2 separate regions of the Mus musculus genome follow, and region 1 is linked to region 2. The links are chromatin contacts, found by Hi-C or POLR2A ChIA-PET in ENCODE. All regions are on one chromosome and are shown on one strand. The core of a region is the stretch at or near the end of the contact, and the rest is flanking DNA. Distances in the headings are between cores, read along the strand shown. Region 1 holds the start of Cpt2 (carnitine palmitoyltransferase 2). Region 2 holds the start of Czib (CXXC motif containing zinc binding protein).

Region 1 (6,250 bases), core at 1,577-4,076, 34 kb after region 2:
GCCACAAACCAGCAAGGCCTAAATGGTGTAGCTCTGTGCTAATGTCTACCTCTCGACCTCTCTATGTACAACACTGTTTCAGCACCTTCTCCTGATGTGCAGCTCTGTTCTTCCTCCCACTTGGTAAACGTCAAATTCTAGATCAGTGTCACCTCCTCTATGGGGCTTCCCTCACCCACCGTAACATTAAGTCACTGACAGAGCACATCAGTTGCCATCTTGTTCCAGTTACCATGCTTATGAATGCCTACTGAGTATTCTGTGCCAAACCTGCACAAGGGCTTTGTATGGCGTGTTTAATTCTAATTCCTCCCTGGAACTGGAGTTACAGGCAATTGGGAGCCACTGGATGTGGTACTAGGAGCAGAACTCAAGTCCTCTGCAAGAGCAGCGATCACTCTTAACCACTGAGCCATTTCTCTATACCCCTGATATGCATCTCTCAGTATCTACAAGAACAAAACCCACAGCACCTGAAAAAGTTTAAGCAGATGATAATTCCAGGGCTCCTTCTAGACAGAGTCCAAGGCCACTGAGGCTAAAATGAAGCAGTGATAAGGAGGAACAGAGGGTGTGGCAATGGTTTCCTTATCCCAAGGGCCTCCTAATAGTCAGTCCAAAGAGCTGTGTTGCCATTCACCTCATTGAGGACTGTGGCTCTTTAACTGCAAAACTGCAGCCCTAATGGCAAATACACATCAGAAACGAAGTTCTGCCTGACCTCAAGGTTAGGGCTCCTTGCCAAGTGTGACATCGAGAGAGAGTATATTTTACTAGCTCGGAATTGCTGACACAGAAAGTCTCTCATCTAACTCCCACTTCACGATGAAGCACCAGGAACGTCGGCTGCTCCATGAGAGCATACAGTAGTAGGGTGGATTGGTTTGTTTTTTGTTTGTTGGTTTTGTTTTTGGAGGAAAGGGGCTCGTTGGCTTTTTTCCCAAGACAGGTTCTAAAATGTAGCTCTGGCTATCCTGGAACTCACAATATAGATGAGGCAGGCCTTGAACTCACAGCCAGCCTCCACCTTCTGAATGCTAAGATTAAAGGTATGCACTACTACCCTTGACTAGTGATAGTATTTATAATTCCAGGAACCTGCCACTACACCTGACAAGCAATATTATTTATACTTCCAGGATCTTACAGACGTTTGTGCTGTGGACAAGACTAAACTATGTTGAATATTCTTACAGTTTTCCAATTCTAAACTACCGACAGTCCACCTGATCTTAAACCTGGGTAAGGCACAGGCCTGCCTGAAAGTCAGTGCCCATCTGACTCAGCAAATGAAAACTCTCTTTCCCAAGCCCTCACCTTTCCCCTACATATTAATGCAGCTCACACAGGCTGTCTGGAGAAGCCAGGTCACACCCTCATCCTGCAATAGCAAAGTCCCTTTCTCTTTCCCCCTCCGTCCTGCTGAATTCAGATAACCTCACTGTAGCTGGTCTCACACATAAGCACACTGGGTTCTTGCTGAGAAGGCACGGTGGGCAGATGACACTGGGTTAAATAACTGCTGGACACGGAGGAAAACAAACCCCACAGCAGGGAACAATACCATGGTACAATGTGTGTCTTTTCCCGGATGGAGCAGGAAGGATCACTGGCAGCTGGGCCAGGACAGTGAGGGGGATTTGAAACAGGTTTGGAGCTTGGTTTGGGAAATAAACAATGAATGCAAAGACAATTTAGGTTTGGCTTAGAGTGAAGGTAATTTCTATTCTGGCAACCTAGAACAAAGCTGAGAGATCAACGAGAAAACTAGACTCCAGATTTAAGGAAGTACTGGGTATTGGGGACAGGGGGTGACGGACATGGAGGAACACTTATTAGGGCTGTTTGAATAGGTCAGGTAGTGTGGGTGAGGTGTTGGGGACCACCCGAAAGAGTGCTGAGGAAGGTTTGGTGGGTATGAAAAAGTTCTAGGTTAAGGCTGACCTTAGAAGATGGAGCAGAAGATGGAGAATGCTAAAATGAGGATAAAGATGTGCTTGCAGCAACGATGGGACACTACCAGAACAGGTACTGGAAGAGGAGTGGGCTGGGTGTTCTCAGCAACAGGTAAAGGTGAATAGGGGACACTGACCCGAGGGAGACCCATGTTAGGAACTGGCTATCCTCCCTCAATGGGGGTGCCCTATATCTTTAATCTCAGCACTCTACAGGCAGAAGCAAGAGGATCTCTAATAGGCCATCCTGGTCTACAGAGCTAGTTCTAGGGCACACAAACCCTCAAAACAAAACAAGGAATTGACCACCCTAGTAGAAAGGATTCGGGTGATTTTCAGGCATTAAGTGTGTAGGGCTCAGGATAGCTGTCTGAAAGATTAATGGAGCGGGCAGGAGTTTGTAGGATTCAAGATGAACTTGTAGACGGGAGGGTTGCGGAGGAGACTTTAAAGTTTCTGAATCTTCTGAGCCAGGGAATTTTCAAAGTCTCAGGCTTTCCAAGCTGGGGAATGTGACTGCCTCCAGGGCCGGAGGTTCAGGGCAAGTCCTAAGCACCAGGAGTCGGGTCTGGGCCGGGGCCAGGAGGCTGGGCTCACCTGGGCAGGCTGTCCTGGTAGTGCATGGTGGGTACGATGCTGTGCTGCAGATACTCGGCGGGCCCCGAGACAGCACTTAAGGGCCGACTAGGGGCTCCCAGGACAAGCGAGGGGCACCGGGGCCAGTCACGCAACAGCAGGCGCGGCATCATCGTCCCGGGCGGCAATGGCGGCTTGAGGACGCGGTGGCTGAGGGAGTTCCCGAGCAAGCAGGCCGCTGCCCTCAGGCCCGGGACACCCGTAGAGACTTAACGTCCAGTTCAACTCCGCCCACAGGGGCACTTCCGGGCACCGATAGGCGGTGGCCCCGCCCACACTTGGCCTCTCCCAGAGCCCGCCCACATCGTGGCCACGCCCAAGAGGCGGCCACGCCCACCTGGGCCGGAAGCGGTCTCTAAACTATAGTAAGCCCAGCTTCTTGCCCGAAGGTGGCAGGCATGTAACTCTGAAGCTAACCTCTTTTCCTTTCACAGAACTGGATAGAAATCAAAAGTAGAGAAAAAAGAAACGCTGAAACTTGGCATTTGGCAGACCTATCCTTGTCAAGGCTTGGTCTCTAGAGACCAAGAACATTTCAAACCTTTGTCTTCTAAGTAGAGAACAAGATCAACAAACGCCTCCACAGTTCTAGATTTACTGAACAATAGTCATACTTATTTCACCAATATAATTTGTTAGGCAGAATACTTTACTCATACTAGGTCCGTGTAGCATTCCCCAAGCCTGAAGTCTTTGAAGTGTGTGGCTTCGCGGGGCGGGGGGGGGTGGGGGTGGGGTGGGGTGGGGGGGGGATAGGGAACTTTCGGGATAGCATTTGAAATGTAAAGAAAATATCTAATAAAAATATTATTAAAAATGTATAACTGGAAATTGGGGGTGCATGCCTGTAATCTGAAGGAGAGGCAGAGGCAGAGTGTCAAGAATTCTAGCCTATATTCAGCTACATAGCGAGTTGGAAGCCATCCTGGGCTACACGGGACTGTGTCTTAATCAAAACAAGAGGAAGGAAGGAAAAAGAATGTACAGGAACCAGAAATGAGCATCCTTTTTCAGATTGAATATTTCAAAGGAAAAAAACAAAACAGGTTCCCTACCAAGAGGAAACCCTTGTCCTCTAGTTCTGGGTGTCTTTTAGCCTCAGTCCACCGTAGGAGGCTACCTGTCAGCACACATGGGTCCTGAAGTCCCAAACTTTTCAGGAATTCAAAGATTCTTGAACGTGAACATCCCCATCCATCGCTAAACCACCACAGGCAAGCAACATATACCATACCCCTCTGGTCTCTGCCTCATCTGTAGCTAAAGAAGTAATAGGTTCTGCTACCACTTATTTTACATAGTGAATTATTCTCACTTGAAGCACAACAGAATTCCATTCTGGAAACACAACCTTCCTTTAGCTCCAGCTGTCTGTCAGGACCCTGTAGATCTGAAGCAGCCAAGTACATTTTGTCTGTTCCATAAGTAGGTAGGCAGAGCCATGAGCTGGAACACATCCCAAAGGGCACTGGATTTGGAGTTCAGGGGACCTGAGTTTGTTTCTCGGGCTCTGTCCTTATTTAGATGACCAGCAGTTAAACAGGAAACTCACTTACCAGCTCCATACTGAAGAACTTTTCTTCATTGACTGAAGAGCTAAGCACAGAATTCAAAGCTAGTGGGAACCAGGGATGTAACTCAGTGGGCAGGGTGTTTGCCTAGCATGCATGAAACCCTAGGTTTGATCCCTAGTATCACATAAACCAACCAAATATGGTGGTGCATGCCTGTAATCCCAGCACTGGGAAGGTGGAGGCCTGAGAATTGATTCGATGTTGACGGGTGGGATGGCTCAGGGAGTAAGGTCCTTGGCACTGATGATGATCTGAGTTAAGTCCCTGAGACACAATGGTGGAAAAGGAGAACAGACTTGTGAAGGATGTCCTCTGACCTCCACACACAACATAATAAAATGGCAATTTTAAAACAAAATTTTAAAAATACCAAACTTCTAATTTTCCTCCCTTGAGAACAGACCTATCTGGCCCAAATTCAAAGTATCAGAATCTCTTGTCTGTACTGTAGAGTGTCATAGGAAGAATATAAAATCCTTTCTGAAAAAGTTCATTTGTCAGGCCAGGAATGCTGGCCTTTAATCCCAGCCCTTGGGAAGCAGAGGGAAACGATTCTGTGTGAGTTCGAGGCCAGCCTGGTCTACAGAGTGAGTTCCAGGATATCCAGGGCTACACAGAGAAACTGTCTCAAAAACAAAAGATCAGTTGTCTCCAAATCCTAGTAGTTTTCAAAACCTTGAAACCTGTGGGGATACTGTCGTCCCTTGAGTGGCGCACCACAAAAGTGACTGAGCCACAAAAGCCATCAAAGTGAACGTTCTTAGAAACAAGAGACTTTAACTAGAGAGGAGGAGAAAGAGTTCACACTTCAACGAAAAGATCCAGCTGGTAAAGGGAGACCGAACCCAGCATAAGTAAACAGCCAAGTAGTCAAAGAAATGAGAAAGTGGTACCTAGAATCGGCTGGGCTTGAGTCCTGAGTTGCCAAGTTCCACCAGGCTTTACCTAGAACAAACACTGCATGACAGTATGGTTGTTAAAGGAGAACCCTAAGTGCAGGGGGAACTTAACCAAGCAGGCCCACTGTCTACTGGACTCTCCCCATGTTTCCACACTCACCCATGATGACTGTACGCCTAGATGGGATTCCACTGTTGCAGATGTCCCTCAAACACTTTGGGACAGGGACGTACTAGAGGACATGGGTGTCATCCTTACAATGGGCGATCAGGCCTTCTTTGATGACATTGTGGAACATGAACAACTGGGCCTAACTGGCCTCCTAAAGGGGATCACCACCAATCCTAAGGGACACTGCCCACCCAGAGCCTCCTTCCATCATGGTATCTGACCCCATACTGCTGGCCTGGCTGTCAGATGTCAATATCTGGGTAGATCAATGGCCAATCATTGAACCAAAATTTTTCTCTCTCAAAGAACTGATTGAGGGAAAACTTAAACTTGGTCTCATAGAACCCTTGACCAGTAGACCCTCATCTTTGTCATAAAAAAAAAAGAAGTCAAGAAAATATAGACTCTTACAAGATCTGAGAGCTATCAATGAACAAATGGAAGAAATGAGGATGGTTCAGGTGGGAATGCCTCATCCTGGTGCCCTCCCACCCTTCTGTCACAGGCTAGTGATGGAGATCAAGGGCTGTCTTTTCCAAATCCCCTGGCACCTAGGACAGATGTGGCTTTGCCTTTACAGTGTGGGAACCTAATATGCAAAACCCAGCTAGGAGACACCAATGGACAGTTCTCCCACAGGGAATGAAAAATAGTCCCACCATCTGCCAGCCTTATGTGACTGAGGCACTACAGGCCTTGCAAACATCTTGCAAGATCTTGTGCCACCTGCACCCCAAAAGTTATTTTGATCGTCCACTATATGGACAATATTATGCTGGCACATCCTGATTCATCTCTTTCACAAGGAACTACCTCACAGCTCCTGAAAGACTGAGAAGAGCTTAATCTGTGGGTTGTGCCCCCTCCCCCCAAAAACTCAGTGCCCCCATATGCCTTTCTGGGATTCTCCATTTCTAAGCAGATTAGACCCCTGACTTCTCTATTTCTCAGACCTACTCCCTCGTGGGGCTTCAACAGCTGTATGGGACTATGAATTGGGTAAAGCCATTTCTC
Region 2 (7,102 bases), core at 2,044-4,543:
AGAAGGGAGGGGCATCCAGTTTGAAGGAGGAGCTTCGGAGACGCTTCTAGGACATTGGTTGATGAGGAACGTCAGCTGGGCGCTTTCTCTGCCCCTCTGAGCTTTCACTCCAGTATCTGGCTCTTGGAGGCTTCATTGATAAAACCAAACAATTCAGATTTTGTTTTAAAGAAACAACATAGGAATCTCATGATTGAGCCATTCTGATGTGTGTATATATATAACAAGACCCAGCCTCAAAAACAAACAACTTTTAGCCCCCTCACCCTGTGTTGGGGTGGAGGTAGAACTCTTTGTTTAGGTTTGTGGTACTAGGAGTTGAACATAGAGCATCTATCCATCACTGACCTGGTTTCCAGCTCTATGTATAGTTTTGTTTTAAAAGCACAAGAGACAAAATCTGTTTTAGAAATCACAGTTTTTCCCCTAAACTTTATATATTTTCACAGTAAAAACAGCATGGCTTCCTAATATATCATTTTAGTAAGTGGCCCTTGTTAATGGACATGTGCTTCCTCAGGGTTTATTACTGTAAATATCTTTATAAGGAGCATTTTTATAGTAATCGGGGTTATTAATTTTTTTTTGGTATTTGCCAGTTTTCCTCTGCTTCTTAAACATTTTGGTTTTCTTTTGTGTTTTAGGGATCCGGAAGGCTTGCGAGTATTTTATTATCTTGTCCAGGACCTGAAGTGTTTAGTCTTCAGTCTGATTGGATTACACTTCAAGATTAAACCAATCTAGATATTGGATATTGTGGACACAAGGCGGGTGGGAGTTTTTAGTTACCATAATTAGGATTTTTTTTCTGTATATTGGGGCAATTTTTATAAACAATAAATGATGATCTTTAATAAATGCGATAACATCTTTTTTTGTTATTTTTCTAAACACCTGAATATGTGAATTCTCAGTCTGTAAGATACAAACATTCTGTGGGAGACTTGACAAAGCAAAGAAAAAAACAAACCTAAGCAACTAAGAACTGCCATTTACAGGAAATGATGGGGAAAGGTTTAAAAATTCAGTGAGGGCCAAGGAGATGGTTCTGGCAGGAAAAGCTTTAATGCATAAACTTGACCACTACCCACAGCCCTGGGACCTATGCTGGGCCTGGACTAAGCCACCCAGGAGCAGAAAGCGATCCTGTCTGAGCAAGGTGGAAGGCAAGAACTGACTCAGAACTTCCACCCCTTTGCTGTGCCATGGGTGTGCGCTAGCACACACACTGCTGAATATTTTTTTCAATACATTGAAGTTGAGAACCCCATTAGCAATATTCTAGGACAAGGTACCTGGGTTTTGTTTTGACCACGCCTCCCCTCCCTTTCCTGTCCAGGATGACTTTGAACTTGGGATCTGTCTCCCAAGTGCTGGGATTTTAGGCAGGTGCCACCACACATAGTTCAACCTGGATTTTTAAGTTTCAAGGGAAATGGAAACCCTGAAGATTTACAAGATGACTAATTGCTGGAGTTATAGCTCAGTAGTAAAACACCTGACTAGCATTCATAGCTTCTTGGGCATAAAATTTTATTGTGGTTGGGCATTTATTTTTTATTTATGTATATGGGTACATTGTAGCTATCTTCAGACACACCAGAAGAGGGCATCAGATCCCATTACAGATGGTTGTGAGCCACCATGTGGTTACTGGGAATTGAACTCATGACTTGTAGAAGAGCAGTCAGTGCTCTTAACCACTGAGCCATCTCTCCAGCCAATGGCTGGGCTTTTTAACATATCCTTTATTTCCGTATGAAGGAAAACTGTTCAATAGGTAGATTGGCAGGAACTTTCTCTTGCCATTACTTAAATTTCATGGCTTGCTGAAAATAGCTGATTAGATGGCATCAGAAGGAATGGGACTTGATAGGGTTCATTGGTCTGAAGGGACACGAGCCTAAATACATATCCTTAGAGACATTCCATTCTGAGACAAGGTCCCAAGCATCCTCAAGACTTTTCATACTCCGTTAGGGATATCATTAATATGTGACATGTCAGGATGCCAGACTTCTGAGACACTTAAAGACCAGTCTGGTGGTGTCCAACAGGCAGGGGGATGGCTCAGCGGTTAAGAGAACTTGCTGCTGTAGTAGATGACCTCATTTCTGTTCCTAACATCCATAGGGTGGCTCTATCAGTGTGTCACAGAGTGTTGCGGCCGGCTCACATGTCTGGGTTCTAGCCTGGGAGGCATCTTGGAATCTGGAAGAGAAGAGGGAGCTAGGCGGCGGGAGAGAGAATGGAACCAAGACAACTAGTCTGCTCAAGGTTCAATTTTACTATTCCCAGGCACTGGTTTATGAAGAAGGGGAAGGAACCCATTCCCGCCAAATCATCCTTGGAGTCCAGTTTCAGGTGACAACTTGATTAACTCCGGAACTGCTAGGCGGCAGGCAGTAGCAGTGGGAGTGGTAGAACGATAAGGTGGCAGGCTCCAACCCCCCCCCCCATGCTCTCTTCGTGCTATCAGTGAAACCTGTTCAGCCAGGTTTCAGGCTGAGGGGGGGGAGGGTACAAGAGGGTTATTTATGGTGCCCTCTTTTAGCCTTGGTGGGAGCTGCATGCATGTGGAGCACATACATACTACCTGCCAAAACCAAAATAAAATTTAAAAAGACTGGGCCATAAAAGTGGGAGCCAAGCATGGTGACACACGCCTTTAATCCCAGCATTCGAGAGGCAGAGGCAGGTGGATCTCTTTTGAGTTCGAGGCCAGCCAGGTCTACAAAGCGAGTCTAGGAGAGCCAGGGCTATAATTACACAGAGAAACCCTGTCTCTAAAAAATAAAAATGGGGCATGTTTTCGAATGTTGGTGCTCCCAGCTCCTGCAGTGTCGGTTAAATATATGACTAAGGTGGGGGAAAGTCAGCTCTGTTCAGGCATAGCTACCACGAGGACATGGACACAGGGCAACCCTGTGGGAAAAGTCGCAGCATCAAATCGTGTACATCCAGTGGGCAGTTTAGAGGGCGACTACCCATCATCTGGGAGGCTGCAGCGTAATCTGAGCCTCAGGACCACAGGTAGTGAGAAGTCGGATAGAGAACCGAGAGCCTAGAGAGGTCTGGCAGAGGTTTCCAGCCCGACTATCTTGCCTGCTCAGTGAAGGCACAGATTGAGAATCAGGAACCATCTCTGGCATTTGCGTTTACATCGGTTCCAGCAAACCTACCGAAAACAGCCGAGCCCGGCAGGTTAAGGAGGGACAAGCTAGAAAACGCCAGCCTACAGTACCACTCACTAACGCCCCGCTCCCCGCCCACCCGCACTGAGGCTGCGCGGCGACGCCGGCCTTTTACGACGGGTCGGAAAGCAGCTGTCGCAGCGACTTAACGTGGACCGGCAGCTATGGGGGTAAGGAGAGGCTAGTCGCCATTGGGGCATCCCGTCTGGTAGTAGCCCAGTGAGAGATGGGTCCGAGGCGGCGAGGGGCTCAGAGTGGCGAGCTCAGAGCAGGAGAGAATGGAAGGCGTGAGGCTCGGGTGGCGGGGCTTGAGTCGGGAGGGGCGGGGTGGGGCGTGGCACGCAGCTGAGCGGACGAGGCCTTGCACTCAGCGTGTCCCGCCCTCTTCTCAGAAAATCGCACTGCAGCTCAAAGCCACGCTGGAGAACGTCACGAACCTTCGGCCAGTGGGCGAGGACTTCCGGTGGTACCTGAAGGTGCGACGGAAGGCGGGTTCCTCTAGGGAAGGGAGGAGCATCCGGAGGCAGTGGGGCATCTTAGGGCTCAGGGCCCAGCCTTGATCACAGTGTTGAACTGGGAGCTTTTCTAAAAGTTCCACCGGGTCTGAGGTGCTTAACCAGGCATCTAAGTGAGATCTTCAGGATGGAATTTTAGATTTTATTTTTATTGATTAAACGTTAGTCTTATGTAATCTAGGCTGGCCTTGCGCTCTTTATGTAGCGAGGGATGACTTTGAACTCCTGATCTTCTTACTAGGATTACAGATGTTCGGCCTCCTCACACGGTGGAGTTTTGTGGTTTTATCCCTCTTCTGTTCTGGCGGGTATATCTGAATTTGGGGCCTCACGCTAGCACTCTCCTGATGTGAAATCCTTCCAGCTCTTAGTTTATAAACATACACGGAACAAAATATCATTTGAAGGGACCCTGTGCTTACTTAATATAGTGAATAAACCCACCTTGTTTTATTTGCTGGCTTTACTTATTGGGAAAGTTGGCCACCCTTTGACCTCACACAGTGCTAGTAAACTGGGTAGGTACCCTGCCCTAGAGGCCCAAACAGTGTGACACCCTTCATCGTCCCAGGCTGTGCTTTATTCTCCTAGTCTATCTCAGTGCCTCACATACCCAACCAAAGCCATAACTGATCACTCTTATTCCGCCACCCCCGCCCCAGCACTAGACAAGTGCAACACCATCGCACCCACAGCTCCTATTTCAAAATGTTTGGAGCAGGAGTTCCAGGGCCCATCTGAAGAACTTTGACTTGAAGAAACACAGAATAACAAAGGAGAGAGAAACAGAAACAAAATGACAACCCGTTAACCCCAGACTCAGGACCCCTAAGCACAGAACCAACCAGCAGAGTTGCTGGGGGCTTGAGACAACCTGGAGTCCCCAGCCAAATGGCACAGATTCTAGAGGAGGGCAGGGGTGCCAACATCAGAAACACCTTGTTCTTACTTGGAGATAAATCGGCTCATGTCCCTATTGGATGCTGTAAGAATCCCCTAGAAGATAGGATGGGTCTAGAGGCACTCACTTGTATCCCAGTACTTGGAAAGCAGAGGCAGGAAGATCTCAGGTTCAAACACATTTGGGCTACACAGTGAGAGTGCATCTAAGATAAATTAAGAGAAGGCAGTAGGCTATGAGCTGGCCTTACACCGTGCTTCCCCTTCCCCTGTGTCTAAGGAAGCTACCTGCTCAACTAATAATACTCTTTTCCTTCCCCAAGATGAAATGTGGCAACTGTGGTGAGATTTCAGAGAAGTGGCAATACATCCGGCTGATGGTAATGGTCCCTACCACATGCTCCTGGGCAGAAAATTGGGGAAATTGGATTTCATCTTTCTTTCCTTTAGCCACTTGGGGGGGGGGGCACGGCAGGTGTTGAGAGAGCACCAATGTGACCCTCGCAGGGAACAACAGACATCTTTGAGGCAGAGTTCAAAATCAAGAGGGACTTTTTTTCTCAACCAGGGGAAGACTCCTTAGGCTTCTGCCCCACCCAGGGGATTGAATCCAGGGCTTTGCATATCTCTACTACTACTCTACTGAGCATGCTCTACTACTGAGCTCTCCTCAACCCTCTTGTCACTTGTCAGCAAGTGACTCACTTCTGTGGTCTTAGTCTGTTCCACTGGATGAGGTGGTGGGATGAGATCTCTCTGGGACCCTTACGTCTAGCTGTTACATGACTAGAAATTCTGTTTGCTTCTTGTCAGGACAGCGTGGCGCTGAAAGGAGGCCGAGGCAGTGCCTCCATGGTCCAGAAGTGCAAGCTATGTGCACGGGAAAACTCTATTGGTAGGTCGGGTGCTGCCTACCAGGCTCTTCCAGGGTGACTGGAAGCAGGCTTGTGTTGTCAAGGGGTGGACCTAGGTGTGAAATACTAAAACCTGTGCAGGTCTCTCTCTTTCCCAGGCTGTGTCTGGGCACCTGAGTGGAGTCTGGGTAGAGATTCAAGTCAACTTTTCCTTTTTATATTTCAGACATTTTGAGCAGCACCATCAAGGCTTACAACGTAAGTTTCCTGCTGTAGTGTCAGGGATGGTGGGATTAAATCTGAACTGATGGCTAGGAGTGGGGTCGAGAGTAGCTGCATCAGAGTGGCCTGCCCCTGGACATGGTCCCATGTATTTAACTCTTTGTTTTGCTTAAGACTAGGTCTCACTAGGTAGCCCAGGCTTGGCTCAAACTCATACTCCTGTTTCAGCCTCCTGAATGCTGAGAGGCCAGGTACTTGACACCACGTCTCCTGCGTATTTACTCTCTCATGCACCAACTCAGTGCTCACTTGCTCCGTATCTTTTGTCCACCATATCCACATCATCCACTGGGTAATACTGCAGTTTCCTCCTAAAAGTACACAGGATGACAGTCTGGGCAGTCTGAGCCCAGGGGTGAGGTAGGCAGGGCTCCTGGCTATCCACCTCCCAAGAGGTGCGCTCTCCATACACCCAGCCTTCCTCATGACATGGTGGATGTTTGGTTTCTGTTTTGTTTGTTTGTTTGTTTGTTTGTTTGTTTATTTGGTTTTTTGAGACAGGGTTTCTATGTATACAGCATTTTGCCTGCATGTATGCCTATAGGCCAGAAGAGGGCACCAGATCTCATTATAGATAGTTATGAGCTACCATCTCTAACAACCACTGGAAATTGAACCTCTGAGCCATCTCTCCAGCCTGACATGGTGGCTGGTTATCCAAAGGCCATGGTGTGCTTACTGGGACCATGTGGACGGTCTAGAGCCCTTGTAACTTAGCATTCTTGTCTTCTTGGTCACTTACCATTCATTGACCCAGTGCTTGGCTCTCAGTGCATGATTCAGATCCTTACAGTAAGTAGGCCGGGTTTCCTCTGCTCTGCTGACATGCAGGAAGGTTGACCAAGGATCCTCACTCTTCTGCACAACCTGTGTCTACAGAGGTCCTCTCTGGAGCAGTACCCAAGACAGGCGTTTTGTTTTTATAAAGGGCTAACTTGTTCTGGGTCCTGTTCTAGGCTCAGTGGTGTAGTTAGGGCCCACAAGGTAGAAAGGGCAGAGGGCATTGGAGGAGGTGGTCTCCATTGGTCCTGCCTCCTCAATACACTTCCTTTCCAGGCTGAAGACAATGAGAAGTTCAAGACGATAGTGGAGTTTGAGTGCCGGGGCCTTGAACCAGTTGACTTCCAGCCCCAGGTATGTGGCTTTAAGGCTCTCTGGGGTGGGGATGAAGCAAGCGAACTTTGCTTCTTACAGAGACTGAAATAGGAATTCTCCATCTTGCTTTTCCCTTCTTGTTCTAGCACTGAGCTACAACACAAATCAGGAAGTCTATGAATAGTAACTGTCACGTATGAAATGCCTACTGTGTGCTGTGTTCCATGCCCATCACCTTTCTGTGCTACTTCATTTCATCCTC

The links. Hi-C counts contacts between places; a loop is a spot of excess contacts on that map. ChIA-PET counts read pairs that join two places held with the same protein, here RNA polymerase II (POLR2A).
Region 1: a map of heart shows a loop between it and region 2 (4-fold over the local background). The contact joins the promoter of Cpt2 here to the promoter of Czib in region 2. A Hi-C loop is called at or near these places in 4 of 37 maps with a recorded cell type or tissue (gastrocnemius and heart). POLR2A ChIA-PET finds 5 or more read pairs at or near these places in 3 of 5 experiments (Patski and embryonic stem cell).

The regions. Positions count from the first base shown.
Region 1 is chr4:107,920,763-107,927,012 of GRCm38, forward strand. Cpt2 (carnitine palmitoyltransferase 2) reads right to left here and starts at 2,827. Exons shown (of 5, transcript NM_009949.2): 1 at 2,553-2,827. The coding sequence starts at 2,704.
Region 2 is chr4:107,886,533-107,893,634 of GRCm38, forward strand. It overlaps Czib (CXXC motif containing zinc binding protein), which reads left to right and starts at 3,294. Exons shown (of 8, transcript NM_001347160.1): 1 at 3,294-3,364; 2 at 3,587-3,670; 3 at 4,933-4,989; 4 at 5,423-5,504; 5 at 5,690-5,721; 6 at 6,802-6,879. The coding sequence starts at 3,359. Magoh (mago homolog, exon junction complex core component) reads left to right here. Exons shown (of 5, transcript NM_001282737.1): 5 at 645-892. The coding sequence ends at 744.